Regions from separate parts of the Homo sapiens genome. Here region 1 is linked to region 2. Evidence: chromatin loops called from intact Hi-C (ENCODE). Cell type or tissue: Caco-2. All regions are shown on one strand. Links, peaks and the distances in the headings refer to the core of each region. The heading gives the core; the rest is flanking DNA.

Region 1 (10,277 bases), core at 1,175-9,174, 53 kb after region 2:
ATCAAACAACCTCATCAAAAGTGGGCAAAGGATATGAACAGACACTTCTCAAAAGAAGACATTTATGCAGCCAACAGACACATGAAAAAATGCTCATCATCACTGGTCATTAGAGAAATGCAAATCAAAACCACAATGAGATGCCATCTCACACCAGTTAGAATGGCGATCATTAAAAAGTCAGGAAACAACAGATGCTGGAGAGGATGTGGAGAAATAGGAACACTTTTATACTGTTGGTGGGACTGTAAACTAGTTCAATCATTGTGGAAGACAGTGTGGCGATTCCTCAAGGATCTAGAGCTAGAAATATCATTTGACCCAGCAATCCCATTACTGGGTATATACCCAAAGGATTATAAATCTTGCTTCTATAAAGACACATGCACACGTATGTTTATTGCAGCTCTAATCACAATAGCAAAGACTTGGAATCAACCCACATGTCCATCAATGATAGACTGGATTAAGATAATGTGGTACATATACACCATAGAATACTATGCAGCCATAAAAAAGGATGAGTTCATGTCCTTTGCAAGGACATGGATGAAGCTGGAAACTATCATTCTGAGCAAACTATCACAAGGACAGAAAACCAAACACTGCATGTTCTCACTCATAGGTGGGAATTGAACAATGAGAACACTTGGACATAGGGTGGGAAACATCACATCCTTGGGCCTGTCTTGGCATGGAAAGCAGGGGGAAGGATAGCATTAGGAGAAATACCTTAATGTAAATGACAAGTTAATGGGTGCAGCAAACCAACATGGCATATGTATACCTATGTAACAAACCTGCATGTTGTGCACATGTACCTTAGAACTTAAAGTATAATAAATAAATAAATAAATAAGAAAACTTACAATCATGGTGGAAGGGGAAGCAGGCACATTTTCACATGGTAGAGCAGGAGATAAAGCAACAGCTGGAGGAAGTGCTACACACTTTTGCAACAACCAGATCTCATGAGAACTCACTCACTATCATGAGAACAGCATGCAGTAAGGCTGCCCCCAAGATTCAATCACCTCCCACCAGACCCCTCCTGCAACACTGTAGATTACAATTCAACATGAGATTTGGGTGGGGCCACAGAGCCAAATAATTTCATTCTGCCTCTAGCCCCTCCCAAATCTCATGTCCTTCTCACATTTCAAAACACAATCATGCCTTCCCAACAGTCCCCCAAAATGTTAACTCATTCCAGCATTAACTCAAAGGTCCAAGTCCAAAGCATCATCTGAGACAAGGCAAGTCCCTTCCACCTATGAGCCTGTAAAATCAAAAACAAATTAGTTACTTCCAAGACATAATGGGGATACAGGCACTGGATAAATGCTCCCATTCCAAAAGGGAGAAATCAGCCAAAACAAAGGGGCTACAGGTCCCATGCAAGTCCAAAACCCAGCAGGGCAGTCATTAAATCTTAAAGCTCCAAAATAATCTCCTTTGACTCCATGTCTCACATCCAGGCCACACTGACACAGGGGGTGGGCTCCCAAGGCCCTAGGCAGCTCTGCCTCTGTAGCTTTGCATGGTACAGCCCCCTTGGCTGCTTTCATGGCTGGCACTGAGTGCCTGCAGCTTTTCCAGGTGCATGGGGCAAGCTGTCAGTGGATCTACCATTCTGGGGTCTGGAGAACAGAGGCCCTTTTCTCACAGCTCCACTAGGCAGCCCCAGTGGAAACTCTTTGTGAAGGCTCCAACCCCACATTTCCCCTCCACCCTTCCCTAGTAGAGGTTCCCCATGAAGACTCCACCCCTGCAGCAGACTTCTGCCTGGAAATCCAGGCATTTCCATACATCCTCTGAAATCCAGGCAGAGGCTCCCAAGCTTCAATTCTTGCCCTCAGCCAACCCACAGACTTAACACCACATGGAGGCTGCCAAGGTTTGGGACTTGCACCCTCTGAAGCAATGGCCTGAGCTGTACTTTGGCCCCTTTTAGCCACAGCTGGAGCTGGAGTCACCAAGATGCATGGCACTGTCCTGAGATGTCCCAAAGCTGCACAGAGCAGTGAAGCCCTGGTCTACAAAATCATTTTTCCCTCCTAGACCTCTAGGCCTGTAATGGGAGGGGCTGCTGTGAAGGTCTCTGAAATGCCTTGGAGGCATTTTCCCCATTGTCTTGGCTATTATCATTTGGCTCCTCTTTACTTATGCAAGTTTCTGCAACAGGCTTGAATTCCTCCCCAGAAATTTCTACCATATGATCAGGCTGCAAATTTTCCGAACATCTATGCTCTGCTTCCTTTTTAAATATGAGTTCCAGTCTGGGTGTGGTGGCTCACACCTATAAGCCCAGCACAATGGGAGGCCAAGGTGGGCAGATTGCCTAAGGTCAGGAGTTTGAGAACAGTCTGGCCAACATGGTGAAACCCTGTCTCTACTAAAATTATAAAAAAAATAAGCCAGAAGTGGTGGCCTACACCTGTAATCCCAGCTACTCAGGAGGCTGAGGCAGGGGAATTGTTTGAACCAGGGAGGTGGAGGTTGCAGTGAGCCAAGATGGCACCACTGCACTCCAGCCTGGTTGACAGAGAGAGACTCCATCTCAAAAAATATATATATGTATATATATATGTGTGTGTGTGTGTGTGTATATGTGTGTGTCATATATACACACACACAGACACACACATATACACACACACACACACATATATATACACACACATATATATATATTCCAGTTTCAGATAATCTCTTTGGGCATGCATATGAGTGTATGCTGTTAGAAGCAGCCAGGTCCCTTCTTGAATGCTTTCCTGCTTAGAATCTTCTTATCTCCAGCTCCTAATAAGTTCCTCATCTCCAGCTGAGACCTCCTCAGCCTGAACTTCATTTTCCATATCACTATCAGCATTTTGGTCACAACCATTCAACAAGTCTCTAGAATGGTCCAAACTTTCCTTCATCTTCCTGCCTTCTTCTAAGCCTGCCAAACTGTTCCAAATTCTGTTCATTACCCACTTCTGAAGCTGCTTCCACATTTTCAGGTATCTTTGTAGCAATGCCCCACTTCTCTGGTATCAATTTTCTATGTTAGTCTGTCCTCACATTGCCATAAAGAACTACCTGAGGCCAGGTGTGGTGGCTCACGCCTGTAATCCCAGCACTTTGGGAGGCCGAGGCAGGCGTATTACAAGGTCAGGAGTTCAAGACCACCAGGGCCAACATAGTGAAACCTCATCTCTACTAAAAATACAAAAATTAGCCAGGCATGGTGGCGGGCACTGGTAGTCCCAGCTACTTGGGAGGCTGAGGCAGGAGAATCACTTGAACCTGGTAGTCAGAGGTTGCAGTGAGCCGAGATTGCACCACTGCATTCCAGCCTGGGTGACACAGTGAGACTCTATCTCAAAAAAAAAAAAAAAAAAAAAAAGAACTACCTGAGACTGGGTAATTTATGAAGAAAAGAGGTTAAGTTAACTCATAGTTCCGCAGGCTGTACAGGAAGCTTGGCTGGGAGGCCTCAGGAAACACAATCACAGCAGAAGGGGAAGCAAGCACATCTTCACACTGTGGAGCAGGAGACAGAAAAAGAGATGGGGGAGGTGCTCCACACTTTTACGACAATGAGATCTCATGAGAACTCACTCACCAAATAAGAACAGCAAGGGCGAAGTCAGCCTCCATGATTTAATCACCACCCACCAGGCCCCTCCTCCAACACTGGAGATTACAATTTGACATGAGATTTGGGTGGGGACACAGAGCCAAAGTGCACCCATGCTCATCACAGCATTAATCACAATAGCCACAATATGGATGTATATTATTCAACCTTAACAAAGAAGGAAATTCATAAAAAATAATAATACTAATATACTAAATATAAATATTTATGTATGAATAAATATATTTATATATTATATATTTTCTTATATACATTATTCTATTATATATATCATAAATATATATTTACTATATATTATGTTTATAATATCAACATAATATATATTTGTAAATAAAAATATACTAAAATAATACAATTAAAAATAATACATAATAAAAACAAATTATTTAAAAAGAAGGAAATCCTGCCATTTGCCACAACATGGATAAACCTAGAGGACATTATGCTAAGTGAATAGTGAATGAAATAAATCAGACACAGATAGAAAATACTGCACGATTTCACTTATACATGGAAACTTAAAAAAAAAAAACTCGAATACATAGAAATAGTAGAAAGGTGGCTGCCAAAGGTGAGCGAGAGGGAGATGGAGAAATGGAGGTCAAAAAGTACAGAATTTCAGTTATGTAAGATAAATAGCCCTAGAGATATAAAGCACAGCATGAGGAATACAGTTAATAATACATATTGTATTGTATACCAGAAATTAGCAAAAAGAGTAGCTTTTAGGTACTTTACCACATACAAACAAATGTAACTGGCTAGGTGTAGTGGTTCACTCCTCTAATTCCAGTACTTTGGGAGGCTGAGGCAGGAGGATTGCTTGAGTCCATGAGTTCGAGACCAGCCTGGCAACCTAGTGAGACCCTCATCTGTACAAAAAATAAATTTTAAAAAAATAGCAAGCATAGACATGCTTGTAGTTCTAACTACTTGGTAGGCTGAGGTGGGAGGATCACTTGAGCCCAGGAGATAAGAAGTTGCCATGAACCATGATCAGGCCACTGCACTCCAGCCTGAGACAGAGCTAGACCTTGTCCAAAAAAAAAGTAACCATGTGAGATGAATCTGTTAATTTGCTTGGCGGAAATCATTTCACTATGAACATGTATATGAAAACATTATGTTGTACACCTTAAATATATAAAATTTAAAATGTATATGTAATAGAAGAATTTAATATTTTCCCTTGCTGTTACAGGTACAGAAGTTAGTAAATTGTTGTTCTTTCTCTTTTCCACAGGAGTAACAAAATAAATAAAATTGAAATCTTGCCCTGTAAAGTCAAAAGACTAGAGGAAATCCAATTTAGAACCCTGAAAGTCAGTTTTAATGAGGAAATTATGCCACCTCGTGGTAATTTAGTATATTGCCACATATAACTGTTTTCAGGATACAGTATTACTAAATTTTGAGATTGTTCTCCAGCTTGCAAGTAGAGGACCTCCTATGATTTCATGTCAACTTACTTGAGGGAAAGAAAAGTGTTGCCTATTAAATGAGATAGTTATGATCTGATCTTCGACGAACCTGACAAAAACAAGCAATGGAGACAGGATTCACTAATAAATGGTACTGGGACAACTGGCTAATCATATGCAGAAAATTGAAACTGGACCCCTTTCTTACACTTTACACAAAAATTAACTGAAGATCACTTAAAGATTTAAATGTAAAACCCAAAACTATAAAAATTCTAGAAGAAAATCTAGGTCATTGGCACAGGCAAATACTTTATGAAGAAAATACCAAAAGCAATTTCAACAAAGACAAAAACTGACAAATGGGACCTAACTAAATTAAGGAGCTTCTGCACAGCAAAAGAAACTATCATCAGAGTGAACAGACAACCTACAGAATGGGAGAAAATTTTGCTATCTATCCATCTAACATAAGTCTAATATCCAGAGTCTACAAAAGATTTAAACAAATTTACAAGAAAAAAATAAACAACCCCATTAAAAAGTGGGCAAAGGACATGAACAGACACTTCTCAAAAGAAGACATTCATGTGGCCAACAAACATATGAAAAAAAGCTCAGCATCACCGATCATTAGAGAAATGCATATCAAAACCACAATGAGATAGCACCTCACACCAGTCAGAATGGCAGTTACTAAAAAGTCAAAAAACAACAGATGCTGGTGAGGTTGCAGAGAAAAAAGAACACTTTTACACTGTTGGTGGGAGTGTAAATTAGTTCAACCATTGTGGAAGACAGTCTGGTGATTCCTCAAAGATCTAGAAGCAGAAATAATATTTGACCCAGCAATCCCATTACTGGGTATATACCCAGAGGAATATAAATCATTCTACTATAAAGATACACACGCATGTATGCTCATTGCAGCACATTTCACAATAGCAAAGACATGGAATCAACCCAAATGCCCATCAATGATAGATCGGATAAAGAAAATGTGGTACCTATACATCATGGAATACTATGCAGCCATAGAAAGAAATGAGGTCATGTCCTCTGCAGGAACATGGATGAAGCTGGAAGCTGTTATCTTCAGCAGAATAACACAGGAACAGAAAACCAAACACCTCATGTTCTCACTTATAAGTGGGAGCTGAACAATGAGAACACATAGACACACGGGGATAACAACACACACTGGGGCCTGTTGGGGGCAAGGGGAGCATTAGGAAGAATAGCTAATGGATGCTGGGCTTAATACCTAGGTGATGGATTGCTCTGTGTAGCAAATCACCATAGCACACATTTACCTATGTAACAAACCTGCACATCCTGTACATGTATCCTGGAACTTAAAAGTTGAAGAAAATAAATAAATAAATGAGACGGTTATAATGAATAAATAAAATGTTTGTATATAATTGAACCACTACTATCAGTAACAGGAAATCATTTGAGTTAGCTAATTCCAAAATAAGGGTTGTTCCCAAATGAAACATTATAATTCAATGTTTGGAGTTAAATTTTTATACTGGCTGCAGAGAGAGACTGAAGTCACTAACAAAATTTTTACCTTCATTGTTCAGTGGAAAACAAAAGGTCTGAAGGACACCTCAGAAGCCAAGCTCACCAGTGAAGCCATTTAACTGGGCCTTGGTCCAAACCCATCCAGGCCCAAGTGAGATTCTTGCAGGCACAGTAATGATGAGATTATTAGTGCTGGGCATGGGGCGGGGGTGGGGGCAGTTGGTGGAGAATACTGCCTTAGCTGGAGGCCTAAACAGGCAGTTAATAGGTTATTCAGCTAAAAATTGCTCCAAGGTAATTTTCTTTTAAAGCAAAAAGATCTAAAAACAAAGTTGCAGAGAACAAAGTAAAAACCAAGCAGTAACTAATAACAGTGAAAATCTGGCAAAAGATGGCACAATCTTTATCATATCTGGTGATGAAAAGAGTCAAACTCTGTAAATTATTTGAAGAGATTAATTCTGAGCCAAATATGAGGGACATGCCCCCGTGAGACAGCCATCAGGATGTCCTAAGAACATGTTCCCAAGGTGTTCAGGGTGCAGCTTGGTTTTATATATTTTAGGGAGACATAGGACTTTAATCAAATACTTTCAAGAAATACATTGGTTTGGTCCAGAAAGGCAGGACAACTCAAAGTGGTGGGGGCAGTGGGGCAGAGCTTCCAGCTTATAGGTAGATTTAAAAATGTTCTGGTTGACAATTGGTTGAGTTTATCTGAAGACCTGAGATCAATAGAAAGGAATGTCTGGGTTAAGATAAAGGATTGTGGAGACCAAAATTCTTATTTGCAAAGGAAGCCTTCAGGTAGTAAAGGGAATAGGTTGTAAAATGTTTCTTATCAGACTTAAAGTCTGTGCTGATGTTAATGCTGGACAGGTATAATGAGGCATGTCCTACCCCCACTTCCCGTCATGGCCTGAACCAGTCTTTCAGGTTAAGTTTTAAGAGTGCCCTGGCTGAAAAGGAAGTCCATTCAGATGGTTGGGGGGACTTAGAATTTATTTCTGGTTTACATATCATTCCCTTAACATAAAAATAAAAGCAGCTATTAGAAAAGAGTTCAATGACTTATGCTGTTATTTAATAGACATTAATTTTTGAAGCAGAAAAGCATATTGGTTGTTTAACTTGAACTCTCACATGAAGTTTTGCTTAACAGAAGACCTCATAACAATTTGTATTAAAAAGATTTAGCGTAAGTAATGTGCTTTGAACAGTACACAGAGTAGCTCAATACACTATGCATACATGGTAGCAATTATCATTAGACTATCACTATAGTATGTTTTTCTTGTTGTCTACAAGCTTGCCTCTGACAAAAAAAACAAACAAAAACAAAAAAAAAACAGCATAACTCACAAAATGCTGAGGAAAACAGAACAAAACAAAACTACTGCCCTTTGGATGATTATAACTGCATGTGATTCAAAATGCTGCTTCATATCTCAGTGACAAATCTGAAAAGGATGAAAATACTAACCATTATGAGAATCATGAAACATTAATGAAAAAGGTGATATTTAAATTAAGCATTAAAGAATAGGTTGGGTTAACAAAATAATGCACATTGCTTCCAAAGACCATTTCAAATATCTCCAACTGGTTTTATATTTCCTTGCATTTGAGAATCACAATTCTGGAGGGAAGTTTGCATAAACACCTCACTTCTCTCTGTACCCATAAACTTTGCCATGTAACTTTGCAGTGTCCTCCCACCATGATTCTGGGCTTGCCCCTGTGACTTTCTTTAGCCATGGGAAATTAGCTGGGATGCAAGTAGAGGCTTGAAAAGTACTTATTCAATTTCACTTACTTTTGCGTCTCTGCCTTTGTTATGAGAAGATCGTGTCTGAGCTAGCTCTTTAGTGGCAGAAGGATGAGAAAACCTTCTCAGCAGTCTCCTCAACCCCATTGAGTCTAAATCAACTGAATACCAGCTGGCCACAGATGTGAGTCTAACCAAGGCCAGCTGAGCCAATCATTCAAGCCCTGCCTAGACCAGCTGACCACAGCCAACTCACAAACTCAGAAATAATAAGCATTTTAAGCCACTGAGCTTTGAGGGTGGTTTTGTACCTGGCAGTGGCTAACTAGTACATTCCATAATTACTAGGGCATTTTGCTTATTTTATTCTTGTTCCAACTTCTTAGTCAAAAAATGACTTTTATTCTGATTTATAAATATGTTTTTGAGATCAAGATAGCTGACTGAATGCCCTTGTTTACTTCTTCTCCCTCCCAATATCTTCTTTTAAATGACAAAATAAATATAAAAATTAATCTATGGCAGCATCGAAAATCCAGGAGGTGAATAATAACAGACCATAAAATTGAGAAACTTCTAGAAGACTAAGTATATGGAAATAAATTGCCAACAAAATACAACCAACCTAAATTTCAAAACATCAGATATGAGAAAAGAGATTTCTTTAAAAAATAAGAGTTTGGCAAGGTGTGGGGGCTCACTCCTGTAATCTTAACACTTTGGGAGGCCAAGGTAGGCAGATCACTTAAGCCCAGGAATTTAAGACCAACTTGGGCAACATGGAAAAACCCCCTCTTTACAAAAAATACTTTAAAAAATATAGCTGGGTGTAGTGGCACACACCTATAGTCCCAGCTACTCGGGAGGCTGAGGTGGAGGATCACTTGCCCAGGAAGTGGAGGTTTCAGTGTGCCAAGATGGTGCCACTGCACTCCAGCCTGGGTGACAGAGCAAGACTTTGTCTTAAAAAGAAAAAAAAATCTAGTTGGGCATAGTGGCACATGCCTGTGGTCCCAGCTACTTGGGAAGGATCACTTGAGCCCAGGAGGTTGAGACTGCAGTAGGCTATGATCATGCCACTGTACTCCAGCCTGGGCAACAGAGCAAAACCCAGGCTCAATAAAATAAAATAAAATAACTGGACTACTAAATTTATTTGTTTATGCATGATGCTCTACTATCACTGTTGTGGTTCAAATACACCTTCAAAGTCCTCTGACCATAATTCCAATTTGAGGACAGGTGGAAAATATGTGTAACTTCATGATGACAAAAGCTGGGCAAGCAGAAAAAAATATAGCATGTCTTGTTAAGAGGGAGACTGTTCTAAGTGTCAAAGACTACAGGTACAAGCCCTATTATCATAGATAGTTGTGTGATAACCTTCCTGTGAGTATCTTCTTGTCAGCCTCCCCCATCTCCAACTGAATCTTTGACAATCAACTTCCAGGCAAAGATACAAATAAGACCCACAGACAGGTTCTTCCTACTATATGATATAGCAGCATACTTGGAGTTAGACTAACTAAAAAGTGAGGGCACAATTCTCCAGACTGCAAGCCTTCTGACACCAACTATAAGTTTTGAGTTTCCCAAAATCACCCTCAGATTCAATAACTTGCTTGCAAGATTCATAGTACTGAAAGCTTGTATATTCTCAGTAACCAGCCAAAGGAAGAGATGCATCGGGTGGAGTTGTGGAGGGGTCCAAATGAAATAGGAGAGTTCCTTGACCCCCCTCTCAGGACGTGCAACAGGGGTGTGGCTCACCTGTTTGGTGCTCAAATCCTTGACAGGTGGGGGAGCATGCAGACAGGGAGGTGGAGTACCTAGGGTGAGTGATGTGGACTCCAGCCCCATAGTAGTCTCTAGGGGTGGGTGCCTGCGGCCCCAGTGTCACAATGCTCTTTTA
Region 2 (10,222 bases), core at 1-8,000:
ATCCAACAGAGATAGTATCAGGATGTGTGGCATCTCACAGAGGAAAAATGTTTTCCATGCTATACACTCATAGGTCACAGACAGCAGCTTTGTACAGAGGCCATAAATATTCTGTTACCACCCAGATGGCCCTGACTAATTAATTCTTTCTTTCATTCGTTTATGTTTATGATGAACTCATAGATATTTCTTTGACATCAGGCATGATTTGCTTTTTTAAGACGTTTAATGATCATGGCTAATCTAAGCAAAATACATAGCATATACAGTGACTGACTTCTCAAAATCTTTAATCACAAAACACTTCCACTACCATTTTCCTTCAGGCAAAAAAATATAGCAAATGACTGTGAAGCAAAGAAAGCAGCAGGCCTTTATCATTTTGATTCTACCTTACCACTTGAAATGTTTCTCTTCTGGCAAAATGCATTATTTTATTCCACTATTTCTGACAATGACAAAAAAGAAAAACATACTCCACAGGAAGTATTTGCTTTACAATAGCATACTTTAATAATCAGCCTCTGCTGGTACAGGAGGAATGCTGAGGAATGTTCCTATAACATATAACCTTTAATAACTGGCCTCCAGTAATACAGAAGTTTCTATGTGACATTAACGGTTATATGTGGCAAGCCCACAGCTAACATCATATTTAATGGTGAAAAGCTAAAAGCTTTTCCTCTAAGATCAGAAATAAGAGAAGAATGCCCCCTCTGACCATTTCTGTTCAACAGAGTACTGGAAGTCCTAGTCAGAGCAATTAGACTAAAGACAGAAAATATTCATATAGGAATATTCGTATAGGAAAGGATGTATTCATGTAGGAAAGGATGAAGTGAAATTGTCTGTTTCCTGATGAAATAATCTTATATGTAGAAAATCTAAAGACTTCAGTACAAAAGTGCTAGAACTGATAAACAAATTCAGTAAACTTGAAGGATAAAAAATCAACATGCAAAAATCAGTGGCATTTTTATACACTAGCAACAAAATATCTAAAAAAGAAATTAAGAGAACAATTAATTTATAGTAGCATCAAAAAATAAAATACTTATGAATAAATTTAATCAAGGAAGAGAAAGATCTATATACTGAAAACTACAAATCATTGATGAAAGAAATTGAAGATGACACAAATAAAGGCAAAGATATCCCATGTTCATGGATTGGAAAAACTAATAGTGGAAAAATGTCCATATTACCCAAAGCAATATACAGATTCAGTGCAATCCCTATCAAAATTTTAATCTCATTCTTCACAGAAATAGAAAAAAAATCTTAAAATTTGTATGGAACCACAAAAGACCCCAAATAACTAAAGCAAATTAATCAAAAAGAATAAAGCTGGAGGCATCACACCACTGAACTGCAAAATATGTTACAAAGCTATAGTAAGCAAAACTGCATAGCATTAGCATAAAAATAGACACACTGATTAAAGGAAAAGCGTAGAGAACCCTGAAATAAGCCCACACATCTATAATCAATTGATTTTTGACAAAGGTGCCAAGAACATACAATGGGGAAAGCACTCTTCAGCAAAAGGTGTTGGGAAAACTGGATATTCATATGCAAAGAATAAAAGAGAATCCTAATCTCACCCTTATACAAGAATTAACTCAAAATGAATTAAAGCCTTAAGCATAAGACCTGAAACTAAAAACTACTGAAAGAAACCATATAGAAAAACTCCATGACATTGGTCTAGGCAATGATTTCTTGGATATGATCCTAAAAGTACAGGCCATGAAAGCAAAACTAGACAAATGAGATTCTGACCACCCAAAATACTTAGAAACTCAAATTACTCAATAACAAATAAATAATTCTATTTAAAACGAGCAAAGGGGTCAAGTGCAATGGCTCATGTCTGTAATTCCAGCACTTTGAGAGACAAAGGTGGGTGGATTGCTTGAGCCCAAGAGTTCAAGACCAGCCTGGACAACATAATGAGACCACATCTCTACAAAGCATTAAAAAATTATCCAGGCATGGTGGCATACACCTGTAGCCCCAGCTACTTGGGGGTCTAAGGTAGAAGGATGGCTTGAGCCCAGGAGCTCAAGGCTGCAGGGACCATGATCCCATCACTACACTCCATCCTACAACAGAGCAAAACCCTGTCTCTATTAATTAATTAATTAATTAATTAATTAAATGGGCAAAGGATTTGAGTAGACATTTTTCAAAAAAAGACATACAAATGGCCAAGATATATTTTTTAAATACTCAACAAATTTAATCATCAGAGAAATGCAAATTAAAACCACAATGAGATAACTCATCACAACTCATAGATAAGATATTATTATTATCAAAAAGATAAAAAGATAACAAGTGTTGACAAAGATGTGGAATAAAGTGAACCTTGGGTATGTAAATTAGCATTGTGATTTGAGAAAACAGTATGGATGTTCCTAAAAAAAACAAAAATAGAACTATCAGATGATCCAGCAATCCCACTACCAGTATATACCCAAAGGAATTGAAGTCAGTATGTGGAAGACATGTCTGTACTTCCATGTTTATTGCAGTGCTATTGACAATAGCCAAGATATGGAAACAACCTAAGTGTTCATCAATAAATTAATGGATTTTGTATGTGACATATATGTACAATGAAATGCTATTCAGCCTTTTAAAGAGGAAAAAATATTCTTATTTATGACGGCATGGATGAATCTACAGAACATCATATTAATTAAATAAGCCAGGCAGAGAGAGGCAAATATCATATATGATCTCACTTCTATGTGGAATCTTAAAAAGTTAAACTCAGAGAAGTAGAGATTAGAATGGTGGCTACCAGAGGCTGGCAGGTGGAGATGGGCCAAATAAGGGGATACGTTGGTCAACAGGTACAGAGTTACACTTAGATAGGAGGAATAAGCTCGGGTGTTCTATTGGACAGCAAGGTGACTATAATTAATATTAATGTACTGTATATTTCAAAACAGCTAAAAAAGAGGATTTTAAATGTTCTCACTACAAAGAAATGACAAATATTTGAGATGATGGATATGCTAATTACCCTGATATGATCAATTCACAATCTATACATGTATCAAAATGTAATATTGTACCCCATTAATATATACAATTATCATTTATCACTTTAAAATGAAATAAAACTTTAAGAATTGTGAGGTTAAATACACCTTGTACATTACTGGAGGAACATAAAGCATACTTACATTGGTTAAGGATTTGCTCATGTCCTTAACATCTAACTGCAGGATATTTCCAATAATCGGGAGAGGAGTGGGGCCAGACGGGAGCCTCCCTCTTCCAGAGCTCTGCCTCCAGAGTGAAAGGAGAAACAAACAGGAGAGACAGAGCACCAGAGCCACAGCTGGATCCATTGAAGGCTTCTCTTCTTAGTAAGACAACTGCGGGCTTTCACTTCAAGGCTTTTATAACACTCCCTACTAATCCACCTGTGATTCTGACTCTGACTGTGACTAGTCAGCAAAAAGCACTTTAATCTCTCTTTTGAATGAACATTGGCTCACTGAAGAAGATAAAAATAAGGTGTTCTTTTTTCTTGTTCTTTCCGGTGCCCCACCCTGGAGATTCTGGTTTAACTAGTCTGAAGCAGAGCCCAGGATTTTGTTGTTGTTGTTGTTGTTTTTCCTTGAGATGGAGTTTCGCTCTTGTTGCCCAGGCTGGAGTGCAATGGCAAGATCTCAACTCACTGCAGCCTCCACTTCCTGGATTCGAACGATTCTGCCTCAGCTTCTGGCGTGGCTGGGATTACAGGAATGCACAACTACGCCCAGGTGATTTTGTATTTTTAGCAGAGACAGGGTTTCACCATGTTGGCCAGGCTGGTCTCCCTAAGTGCTGGGATTACAGGCATGAGCCACCGTGCCTGGCTAGGCCTAGGTTTTTTCAAACAGCCCAGGTGGTTCCACTGTGCAGCCAAAATTGAGAAACAATGAAATAAATTATTTCATCAAAAAATTATTCAAAATTTTGGATTTTTAGATTGATGAGCAGTTGGAAATATGACTTTGAGGGCAATCTGTGTATTATATTCCTTGTACATAAAATAATGTTTATCCTATTGAGAGGAGTTAGCCAGCTTGCATTAGGCAGGCAGTAAGGGAAGGGTCCCCAGAGAACCTCCAACCCTTCCAGGTCATTGCCCAATCCACAAAAACCCCAAGTACTTACACTAGATGTTTTGTGCAGATAAGGGAACTTGCACAGGGAGCTTGCCTAAATATGCCCACAGTGAAAAATTCCTACCTTTAACACATGCGCAGGAAGGGAAATAAATCAATATGGAGTGGCTTAGACTAAGAGCCCACACGCGCAATGGAAGGAAGGGGTGGAAACACCAGGAATTCACGCCTTATGCAAATAAGTATCCCAGCCTCATCAGCTTTTCTATAAAAGTCCTGGTATTCAACTGTGAAGTGGCAATCTGCAACCTGCTTTCAGGGCCTCTCTCTTTGCTGAGAGTTTTCCTTTCACTTAATAAATTCTACTCCACTCACTCTCCAGTGTCTGTGTGCCTAATTCTTCCTGCATAAGACAACTCGGACCTAGCTGAGCTAAGGATCTGCAAGACTGCAACACTATAATGCTTTCTCAAACACTAGATCATTTTCCTTGAAAATGAGATCCTTTTGAAATATTTTAATGTAGTACTAACATTACAGCTGCCTAAACATAAAGCAGCTAACAAACTCATTCATCTTAAATGGCTAAACCGGTTATCAATTAACTAAGTAAACATACACACCTTTTTCCATTAAACCCCGTGAAAAACACTGGACGGCTGAGAATATTATTTCATATTTTCCAAATGGGGAAAGGGAGACTCTAGGAGAACAGATGACCTGTCCAGTGTCCCACAGCTCATAAATGGCAGGCTGGGATTTGAACTGAGATCTTCTGACGCCCGCTGTGGTATATTCTCACTTACACCAGAGCTGCCTTGAGAACAGTTTTAGCAAAATAAAATAAATCCTAAAAACATTTCTCACTCTGAATCTACACCACACTGTTCACAAAATAACAGGGTTGTACATTCTCAAGAGAAGAAATAAAAGCTAGGGTTTCTCCCCTCTCTGTCACTGAAGAGCTGAAACCTACTCAGTATAACTGAGGAAAGAGCCAATCTCAGAGAATTAAGTGGGTAAGATCTCAGAAACTATGGCTTCTCCAGCTCCCACTTGCCTCCAGACACTGCTGTTTCTATTGCTTTTTTGGTCTGTGTCAGAAATAATGGAATGAAATATTGCACAGCAAGGAAGGGGAATTATAGGCAGAACAACAGGCATGTGCTTCAGTGGTGAATGGGAGGTAGGGAAATCATTAAACAGACCCATGGCACAGAACAAACACAGTTGTGCAGACCTGAACTGGAGATGACATTTAGCGCTCATGAGGCTCTATATATCACTAAAATGATACATACATTTCTAGATCACTAATGGCAATGCTTGTACAAAGGCATATTCTGTAAAGATGTCATTGTGGTATTCTAAATGACTAGTACAGTTATTTGTTTATTTCCATTGTATATATTTAAGGTATACAACATTGGTAGACATATAAACAGTGGAATCATTACTATGGTTAAACAAATTTACATATTAATCAATTCTATAATTAACTTCTTTTTTGTGGTATAAGCACCTAAAATCTACTCTTTTAGCAAATTTTCAGTATAGTATATTAACTATAGTCCTCTTGCTGTTTATTAGATCTTTAGACTTATTCATCCTATCTAACCACAAATTTGGCTCTTTGACACACTTTTTTCCATTTCCTCTGGCTCCCACTTTTGGTAACCACCATTCTACTCTCTGTTTCTATGTATTTGACTTTTTAAAGATTCTTCATATAAGTGAAATCATGCAATCTTTTTTCCTCTGTATCTAGCTCATATCACTTAGCATAATATCCTTCAGGTTCATTCCATGTCATTGCAAATGGCAGTATCTCCTTTTAAAGTTTAAAAAATATTTCATTGTGTATATAAATATAAAACACAATTTCTTCATCCATTTATTTGTGAATGAACACTTAGATTGTTTCTACATCCTGGCTATTGGAAATAATACTGGATTAGTGCAGTTATTTCTAACTGCAGTAAGGAAAAATTAAGTTTTGTCAAATCCCATATGGACAATGTTTTATCAAACATGTTTACAGGGATTCTGACAATTCACAGAGAATTTTTATACCCATCATAACTCTTTTGATTCTCTCAATTACCCTTGCCTGTGGTAAAATTATTTCCACTTTAGAGGTAAGGAAGCTGGGCCTTGGAGATTCAGTATTTTGTTCAAGGACACAGAGGCTGAAAATGATAGGGCTGAGGCTGGAAACCTATCTCCTAACTCTGACATCATTCCCTCCAAGCAAGAAATTCAGTTCAACTAGAGTCACCAACATTTACTTACCATGTACTATGAGGCAATATTTCACTACTCAGGATAATCAGTGACTTTCAAATACACATTAACCAACTCAACAGTTGCAACATAGGTTGATTACAATTAGGGTGTGGTTTTGTAACCTTTAGAATTTGAGTCAGTCGAGGTTTTGGTGAATAATTTATCTGAGACAAAGAAAAATAGTTATTTTACTGCTTGGCTCACATAGCTCTGAACTCTAAAAGAAGTGCACTACCTTCTTTTAGATAAAATGATCTCAATGCCTTTCTTTAAAACAATCACTTTATTTCTTGAAAAATGGGTCTCTGTTCCTCCTTTCTGTTGAGACTTCTGCCTGGTCCTTTCAAAGAATGAAAGAAACATAGATAATTAGAGACAAGAGATCTCAGAGATCCACCAGCCTAATCCCTACTTTATTATTAGAAATAAGGAATTGGTGAATAAGTGAGGTGAACGGTCGCTAGTGCATTAGTACATAATCTTTATTTTTTAAGAATCCAGGTTTTAATTCCCAGTTCAGTGATTCTCACATTGCAGAGATTTCCTATCATTGCCCAAATGGATGGTCAGGAGGGCACCTGGCTGAAGCCCTCCACAGTGAGAGAGTAATGCAAACCTCAGCTTGGGTGAAATTGTGAATGCAAACTGCTTCGTTTTAAATAAACCTTTTCACTGGAGTGTAGTATACAAAGAGAATGTTGGAAACATCCTAAATGTATATAGCTCAATGAATTATCATGAATTGAACATATCTGTGTAATCAACACACAGGTCAAGAAAAATAATTTTGCCAGGACCCCAGAAGTCCCTTTATGTCTCCTCCTACCTTCCTCCCCGACTAGATAACTCCAGTATTATGCCATAGGTTAGTTTTGCCTGTTTGTGAGGCATACAAATGTAATATAAATGGAATCACATTATGTATTTTTAAGTATCTAGTATTTTCACTTAATTTTGTGTTTGTGAGATTCATTCATGTTGTCACAAATAGCAGTACGTAAGTTAGTTTAGAGTGTTTTATTTTATAACAATTCCAAAATTTATCTTTTCATTGTATTGTTAAGGACTTTTGAGTTGATTCTAGTTTGTGGCTATTGTGAATAATGCTGTTATTACTCTAATACATTGTTATCCCAATATAAGGATTTCTGTTGCTATAACTATGAGCATAATTGCTGCATGTGCATGTGTTCAGTTTTATTAATGACTGCCAAAGAATTATCCAAATGGTTTAATAAATTTACAATTGTACTGAGAGTGCCAGCTGCTTCTCTTTCTTGCCAACCCTTAGCATATTGTCTTTTTTCATTTTAACCATTTTGATGTGTGTGTAATAATATCTTATTGTAGTTTTAATTTGCATTTCAGTGAAGGTTCATGATGCCGGGTGCTTTTTCAAATGTCCTTTGGCAATATCAAATCTTTTGTGAAGGGCTTGCATAGATTAGATATGAGTCCATTATTGGTTTTATGTGTATCACTTATCTACATATATGCATATCTATATATATGCATATCTATATATACACATATATACACAAATGCATATGTATTTTATATTTATATAATTTTAATAACTATAAATGTAATAAAAAGTTGGAGGTACAAACAGAGAATTTTCTCTATTTTGAACATTTGAGAGTAATTTTGGACCTGAAGTTCTAAACCTGAAATATTTTAGTATATAGCTCTTATAAGCAAGGCAATTTGACTATATAACCAAAATATAACTTTAAAATTCAGGAAATTAACATTGATGCATTAGGGCCATCTAATCCTCATTTCCATTAGTGTTTCCTCAATAAGTCCCAATGATATTCATTGTATTCATTTCAGAATCCAGTTTAGAATCCTGAATCACATTTTGCAACTAGTTGTCATGTCTCCTTAGTCAACCACAGCCTGACACAGTTCCTCAGTCTTTCCTCAACCTCCTTGACCTTGTCACTTTTGAAAAGCATAGGTTTGGAGTTTTAAAAATTTCTCTCAATTTGGGATTATCTGATGTTTCTTCATAATCAGATCCTGACTATGCAGATTTGGCAGGAATATCACAGATGATGCTTTGACTTCTCATTGCATCATATCTGGTGACAAATAATTTCAATCTGTTCCATGATGGTTGATGTTTACTTTGATTTTTGAGCCAAGATCGCACCATTGCACTCCAGCCTGGGTGACAAGAGCGAGACTTCATCTCAAAAAAAAAAGAAATACTTTGTGGGCAGATTCTTGATACTACATAACTATATATTCCTCATCAAGTTTTTAATGTATTCATGTATTTATTTATATCATTACGGAATCACGAATTCAGTTGTGTTCAATGGGTTATAATCCATTATAACATTATTTACTTTGGTGCTCAAATTATCTTCTAATGACTGGATTCTGTGTCCTTTTGTCATGTCCCCCTCAATCCTTAAGCAATTCCTTACTTCCTGGCACAGCAAGATATTCCAGGCTCATCTTTTCCTTTTTTTTTTTTTTTTTTTTTTTTTTTTTTTTTTTGAGACAGAGTCTCACTCTGTCACCCAGGCTGGAATGCAGTGGTGAGATCTTGGCTCATTGCAACCTCTGCCTCCTGGGTTCAAGCAATCCTCCTGCCTCAGCTGGGATTACAAGCACCTACTGTGGATTCTCACTAAAGAGGGAGGAAGACTTAGATTTGTGACTCTTTGCCTCTATTCCAACTCATCAGGAGACCTGATGGCCACTGGGGCCCTCAAACACTTCATAAGAAAAATTATCCTATCCCAATATCACCTCCTTGCCAAAATGCTGTCTTTGGGCTTCACCTGCTAATGTTATCATTGGCATCTTCCACAAAAGCTTGGGTGTGGGACTTTGCTGCTTGAGGACAAAGTACAGAGGTAGTTCTGCTCAGCAGCCACAGGGGGCAAAAACAGAGTTAAGCAGATCCCCAGGGTTGGCATGTGGAAAGGTGTGGGAGAAAAAAGCACAGCTGAGGAATTCAGGCAACAAGTCCTGGGTCTGAGGCTCAGACCCTTCTTACACTACAAATGACAGATGAGGTTGTACTGATTCTGAGCCTGGTCCAGAGCCACAAACATTTTCAGCAAAGCAGCTGTCAGACTTCTCAGCAGAACTGTGTCACAGATCCTTGGTGTCAGCCAGATCAAAGTTTGTAATGAGACTGTAGAAACTGCAGACTGTTTGACCACCACAGAGTCTCAGGTTTCCTACCTGTATGTGGATGCAACATAGAAGTAGGCAGTTCTTGCATTGCTATAAAGAAATACCTGAGGCTGCGTGAGGTGGCTCACATCTGTAATCTCAGCACTTTGGGAGGCCAAGGCAGGTGGATTGCTTGAGTCCAACAGTTCAAGACCAGCCTGGGCAACTTGGCGAGACCCCATATCTACTAAAATACAAAAAATTAGCCAGGCATGGTGGCACGTGCCTGTAATTCCAGCTCCTTGGGAGTCTGAGGCATGAGAATCACTTGGACCCTGGAAGCAGAGGTTGCAGTGAGCCAAGATGGCACCACTTTACTGCAGCCTGGGTGACAAAGTAAGAACCTGTCTCAAAAAAAAAAAAAAAAAAGAAAGGAAAGAAAGAAATGCATGAGACTGGGTAATTTATAAAGAAAAGAGGTTTAATTGGCTCACAGCTCTTCAGGCTGTCCAGGAAGCATGGCGCCAGCATCTGCTTGGCTTCTGGGGAGGTCTCAGGAAGCTTTCAATCATGGCAGAGGGCAAAAGGAGGATCTGGCATCTCACAGGGTGAAAATGAGAACAGAAGGGAGAGTGGGAGTTGGGGGGCTTGCCACACATTGTAAAACA

Evidence for each region. Peaks named below come from ENCODE experiments on the same cell type or tissue, not always from the same donor. Only the 100,000 strongest peaks of a DNase experiment are listed, where the experiment ranks them.
Region 1: a loop joins it to region 2, with 3 times the contacts of the local background. A loop is called at or near these places in 2 of 110 quality-filtered maps.

What each region holds. Positions count from the first base shown.
Region 1 is chr10:94,624,922-94,635,198 of GRCh38, reverse strand. No RefSeq gene overlaps it. Among named protein-coding and RNA genes, the nearest start is that of CYP2C18, 54 kb to the left of the region's middle. RefSeq lists an enhancer at 8,327-8,828. In Caco-2, for the core only: a CTCF peak has its summit at 4,969 (motif pointing left); DNase peaks (open chromatin) are centred at 7,238 and 7,498.
Region 2 is chr10:94,676,963-94,687,184 of GRCh38, reverse strand. CYP2C18 (cytochrome P450 family 2 subfamily C member 18) reads right to left here and starts at 3,456. Exons shown (of 9, transcript NM_000772.3): 1 at 3,198-3,456. The coding sequence starts at 3,365. In Caco-2, for the core only: no CTCF peak of the experiment used is centred there; no DNase peak of the experiment used is centred there.